Regions from separate parts of the Homo sapiens genome. Here region 2 is linked to region 1. A link is a loop called in an ENCODE intact Hi-C map of the cell type or tissue named here. Cell type or tissue: prostate gland. All regions are shown on one strand. Each heading gives the region's core, and the rest is flanking DNA. Links, peaks and the distances in the headings are about the cores only. Region 1 has its middle 19 kb from the start of LINC03140. Region 2 has its middle 83 kb from the start of LINC03140.

Region 1 (2,812 bases), core at 159-2,658:
ATCTACTCTCTCAGCAAATTTCAAGTATACAATGCAGAATTATTAACTGCAGTCACCATGCTGTACATTAGATCTGCAGACCGTTTTCATCCTACATAGATGAGATGTTTTACCTCTTGACTAACAACTCCCCATTTCTCCCAGCCCCTGACAAACACTGTTCTATGCTCTGCCTCTATAAGTTCAGCTTGTTTAGATTGCACCTGTGACAGCAGGCAGTATTGGAAGTTCTTTATGACAAGTGACAATGAGAGTTAGAAAAAGTGTCTGGTGTTACCAGGCTGGTGCCGTCCTTTGGCCCTGGTTCCTGTTCACCAGCTGAAATAAAAACTGGGACTGCTTATGTTTTTTCCCCAGGCAGTTTGCAGTAGCTCTTGAGAGTTACACCTAATGGCCTGTATGGCTCTGGCTTCAGGCCCCTAGTTAACCTGGTCCCCAGAGGTGCTGTGCCCACCCTGGGGGCGCCTGCCTCTCCTCTGGCCCTCCTCCTATCTCTGGCCATTCTCTGCTCTCTCTAAATCCCATGCCTAGAACAACCTGCTCCCCGCTCCTTCTACCATGGCCTTCCTGCCTACCCAGGTTCCAGAATTTTCTCATGATGCTCTTAGTCCTCATCTGTTTCTCTCTTTCTTTAACTTCCTTTACCTCAAGATTAGCAGCTTGTCATATAACCCCTCCTTTCCCTGTCACTCCCTAACCTGTTACCCCTTCTGTGTTTTTCTTTGTAACACTTAGCATGCCTTGACGTACTATCCATGTGTATATGTGTGTATATACACATACTCTTGGGCTTTTCTATTTATTGTTCTTTTGCCCACTAGAATGTCAGCTCCACAAGGGCAGGGACTTTTGTTCACTGCTATATCCCAGCACCTAGAATAGTAACCTGGCAAATGATGATGCCCAGTAGGTATTTGTGAAATGAATCTGTGCTGTGCTGCTCTCTAAGGTGTGTCTTGTTTGGTGTTTCATCTTTGGAGACTCTGTAACAATGGGTTTGTGTTGTTTGGATAACACAAAAGTCAATCCACCTACGTCTTAACTGTGCCCCTCAGCTAATTGTTGACTTGAAAGCAGAGGTCAGTTCTTACTCATCTTTGCATCCTAGCAGCTCCTCATACATACAGTTCCTTCTTATATTAGACCCTATAATGAGTTTGCTGAATCTCCTGGGTGTTTGAAATCTCTCCAACTGGCCTTCATGTAGGCTACAAACAGAGGATTGCCTTGTAATTCTTGTGTGTATTTAAAGGCACCATGCAAACAGAGAGTTGCTCAGAAAAGCATCCTGACTTGCTGGAATGATGTAAATACACAAACCAAGGCATTACACACCATGCAAGGCTCAGTGCATGGCAATAGATTCAGATACACAGAAGACCGTCAGAGAAGGTGACTGGTTCCTCTTCCTCTGCAGCATGAGGCCTGAGATGTCGTGAAGACCAGACACCTCAGCAGGTTTGAACTCAGCCACCGGAGTGCACAGCCATTTCAGATTCGTTTCTCTCACGTCTCCAACAACAAAATACTAACAACCACCAACTGCTGTTGAGCACACACTATGGTGCCAGGAACTGATTTAGTGCTTTGCATACATTTTCTCAATTAATCCTAACTGGAGGCACGGACTATTATTATCTCCGCTTTTCAAAAGTGGAAACACCGGCACAGAGAGATTAAGCAACTTGCCCAAGGTCACACAGTGAGTAATTGGTAGGGCTTGGGTTCATACCCTGGCCAACTGCTCTAGAGCCTGAACTCTTAATCTCTTTGCTCTGCTGCTGCCGTGTTATGTGGTTAACACTTCCAGTGACAAAGCCTGTAGTAGCTAGGTTGGCATCTGTTTAATGTCTAACCCATAATGGTGATTGTATAATATGACTAAAAATTTTTTAAAAATCGAGCCTGTAATTGAGGGCCTCTTTAGCTACAGTGTGCAGAAAACACAGGCTGCAGGGCTCTACCTGAGTCCCATGCTCTCATGATCCAAATTTCCAAAACAAGGCTAGGCCTATCGATGTTTGAAATCTGCTTCTCAGTTCTGCGTTTGTGATTTTACAATGACTTCCGCATTCATTAGCATCCCATTAATGGGCCAGTGTATGGGAACAGTTGTACTATGAAGGGAGGGGATTTTTTTTTCTTTTCTTTTCCGTTAAAACCACAGGTCTACAGAATGAAAATGCTAAATCTAATGAGTGTAACCTGGAAAGTAATTTCATGGGCTGTAGTACTTTCATGGCAATAATTCTTGGATGTCAAAAGGATAAGGACACAGTTTTCTGCTTCTAATTTTATTCTTAAAAAATGATGGTATTGAGCTATCCATGGAGTGCTCCTGTAGATTAATTCCAGTTTTTCTTTTATAGAGGAGATTTAAGGGAAGTCTTAATCTGCTTTATATTTAACTCTTATCTCCACACTGTGAATTAAAAATAGAATGCTGGACTGTAGCCTCACCTCCTGGACTCTCTGAGGGCTCAGGTTACTCCAGCATAAGGCTGGGCTGCGAGCTGCTCCAGGTCTCTGGCTTGGTGCCCCTCCCGGACTTTCCAAACAGCTGCCTCTTTCTAAATTTTTATCCAAGAGCCACACATTAACCTGTCTAAAGTGAGCAGTCCTTATTCTGTGATTCTTAAATAACATTTAGCATTTTCCTCAGGTAATTTTCATTTTTCGTGAAACTCAGTGAGTTCTGAATCCTTCCAGAAGCTAGTTTCAAAAACTGAGTCCTGTAGTCGAGTTCTCCTAAGTCCATGCGTGAGGTGGAGTGAAAGCTAAAGAGCCTTTCCTCTTTTTTTCTCTTCATCTG
Region 2 (2,812 bases), core at 273-2,772, 64 kb after region 1:
ACAGAGCAAGACTCCGTTTGGAGTCTGGAGTGCAGTGGCGCGATCTCAGCTCACTGCAACCTCCGCCTCCCGGGTTCATGAGATTCTCCTGCCTCAGTCTCCCGAGTAGCTGGGACTACAGGCACCCACTACCACGCCTGGCTAATTTTTGTATTTTTAGTTGAGACGGGGTGGGGTTTTGCCATGTTGGCCAGGTTGGTCTCGAGCTCCTGACCTCAGGAGATCCACCCACTTTGGCCTCCCAAAGTGCTTGGATTAGAGGCATGAGCCACCGTGCCCAGCCAAAAATAATTTTTAAAAAATTACTCCCATTAATTTCCTCAGAAATAATGTTCCTCACAATACACCTAAAGAAACCTTGATCTAGCCCAACATCCTTATTCTGGCAGGTGAAGAAATGGAGGCTCAGACCAGTTGATTTTTTCAAGGTCACAGAGAAAGAGCTCTTGTTGCCCAGGCTGGAATGCAGTGGAGCGACCTCGGCTTACCGCAACCCTTGCCTCCCGGGTTCAAGTGATTCTCCTGCCTCAGCTTCCCGAGTAGCTGGAATTACAGGCATGCACCACCATACCCAGCTAGTTTTTTGTATTTTTAGTAGAGATGGGGTTTCACTACTAAACCCCATCAGGGTTGGTCAGGCTGGTCTCAATCTCCTGATCTCGTGATCCACCCGCCTCGGCCTCCCAAAGTGCTGGGATTACAGGCGTGAGCCACCGCGCCTGGCCCCTGAAAATGTTTCTTATAAAGATCATGCGACTTGAAATATTTAACATCATTTTAACCAACAAAAGCCCCATATTTTCTCCCATTTACAGACGTTCTACATATAGGATCTGTTTTGCAAACATGACGCTGTTGTTTATAACCATGGAGACATATGTTGTTTGCGCTTAATATTGTACTGTATGTGAGAAAATGAAATGCCTTCTATATGTGATGCTAATTCAAATTTTATCTTGTTATATGGACTAAATATTACATGGAATTGTGATAGAATCGCCCTGTCTTAAGTACACTGTTTATTCTAAGAGTTGTGATAGGCTAAGGGGGGAAAAACCCCAAGTTTTATTGCTTTACAAGCCAACCACGTTAAGAGCATACATCTGCTTTAAAACTATACAATTTCTTTTCTAGTGCCCAAGTAGATTTGCTCTGGGCTCAAGCAGTTATTAAACCCCGGCGCTGTCTCTGATAGCTGCAGTTTGCATTCCAAGCATGAGCACAGTGCTGGGGCAGGACAGGCTCGGCTCAGTCAACAGATGTCAACTCCCCTTGTAAACGCAGCTGCTCTGTCTCACAACTGGCAAAGAGAACTGAAGGAGTTCCCTTCCCTTTATGGCTTTTATCTCTCTGGCTAATAGGGGATGATGCTTAAAGGAGGTAATTCTTGAGCAATAAATCCAGACTGCAAATAAAACAAGGGAAGAGGGAGGAAAATCACAATGTAAGAAGTTTCCTTTGTTTACTACGCTTAATTGGGATTCCACACATGAATGAAGAAGAGAAGACGGTCTCTCCCAGGGTGACTGGGAAAGGGAAAAAAAGGTGGGTTCCTCTGTCTGTGTGCTTTTTAATGTGCAAATTAGTCAGAGCCTTTTCCAACCCAGGAAAGCTTACAGTTCTGAGTACAGGGTCAGTGTCTTAGTAGTGCTCAGTAAATATTAATTGAAGGGGATGATGGCTTTAAGGGGTGAGCTTCATTCCATTCTCTCAGGACAGCCCTCCAGCCAAGTACCTAAAGGTCACTCTGCCTCTTGCCTCAAGCATTATCTCAATGACCCCTTTAGTTAATGAGAAAGCTCTCAGTTCTCTTGTTTGCCTTCCAACTCATCTTCAGTTCTTGCCAATTTATTCCGCCTTCTGCACTTAGAGGCCGCTGAGAACAAAGCAGGGATGAATGGCAACAACAGCTGCTGCAGCCCCACTTCTTGGGCACAGTCCTTCACCATGGAGCTCTCCAAACTACCCTCCTTGAGCTGGCATTGAAGAGGAGGGGCTTGAAGGAATAGGCTGGAGAACTGGGTAGGGGCTGCAGCAAGGAACATAGATTGTGTTTTTGTTTCCAGCAACTCACTCCCCATTCTGACAGATTACACAGACTTGTGTGACTGGTGAAGGGTATCCAGGTTCTTGGCATTTTGAACAAAGAATTGGACAAAAATGCACAAACAAAGCAACAAAAGAGAAGCACAGATTTATTGAAATGAAAGTACACTCCACAGAGTGGGAGCAGGCTCGAGCAAGCAGCTCAAGAGCTCTGGTTACAGAATTTTCTGGGATTTAAATACCCTCTAGAGGTTTTTCATTGGTTATTTGGTGTACATCCTGTGTAAATGAAGTAGTGGCCCACGATCAGCCCAATTGGTTAAGGAAAACAATCAATCAGAGGCTGAAGTTAAGTTACAAAGTTGCAACCTATGCAAACGTCTGATTGGTTGTGGAAAGTGACCAATCAGAGGCTGAAATGAAGTTATAGAGTTATACTCCTATGCAAACGAAGACTTGGCCCAAGATCAGTCTGATTGGTTGTGAGGGGGGACCAATCAGAGGTACTTTCAATTTTTCATCTACCATGTGGAAAAGCGGGGAAGGGGGTTGCAAAGGCAGTAGCCTCTCATCCTTTTGTTACTTGGGTGTGGAAAGTCAGGCTTTTCCTTTTGATTTAGTTCTAGGAAGTCAGGGTAAATCAGCCTTAGGTTCCCTGCCTCCAGACCCTATTCTCCTTCTCTTGGAGTACCTCCTATGGGAGAGTCTACAATTTCTGCACCTTTGATGTCAGGCTTGGGCACGTGAGTGACTAGGCCTTGTGGGT

Evidence for each region. A loop is a pair of places that touch in the nucleus more often than their neighbours do. Peaks named below come from ENCODE experiments on the same cell type or tissue, not always from the same donor. Only the 100,000 strongest peaks of a DNase experiment are listed, where the experiment ranks them.
Region 2: it touches region 1 in a loop (2.9-fold over the local background); 2 of 110 quality-filtered maps call a loop at or near these places.

What each region holds. Positions count from the first base shown.
Region 1 is chr4:128,588,477-128,591,288 of GRCh38, forward strand. No RefSeq gene overlaps it. Among named protein-coding and RNA genes, the nearest start is that of LINC03140, 19 kb to the left of the region's middle. In prostate gland, for the core only: no CTCF peak of the experiment used is centred there; a DNase peak (open chromatin) is centred at 1,265; H3K27ac peaks cover 2,114 bases.
Region 2 is chr4:128,652,432-128,655,243 of GRCh38, forward strand. No RefSeq gene overlaps it. Among named protein-coding and RNA genes, the nearest start is that of LINC03140, 83 kb to the left of the region's middle. RefSeq lists an enhancer at 131-630. In prostate gland, for the core only: no CTCF peak of the experiment used is centred there; a DNase peak (open chromatin) is centred at 1,240; H3K27ac peaks cover 878 bases.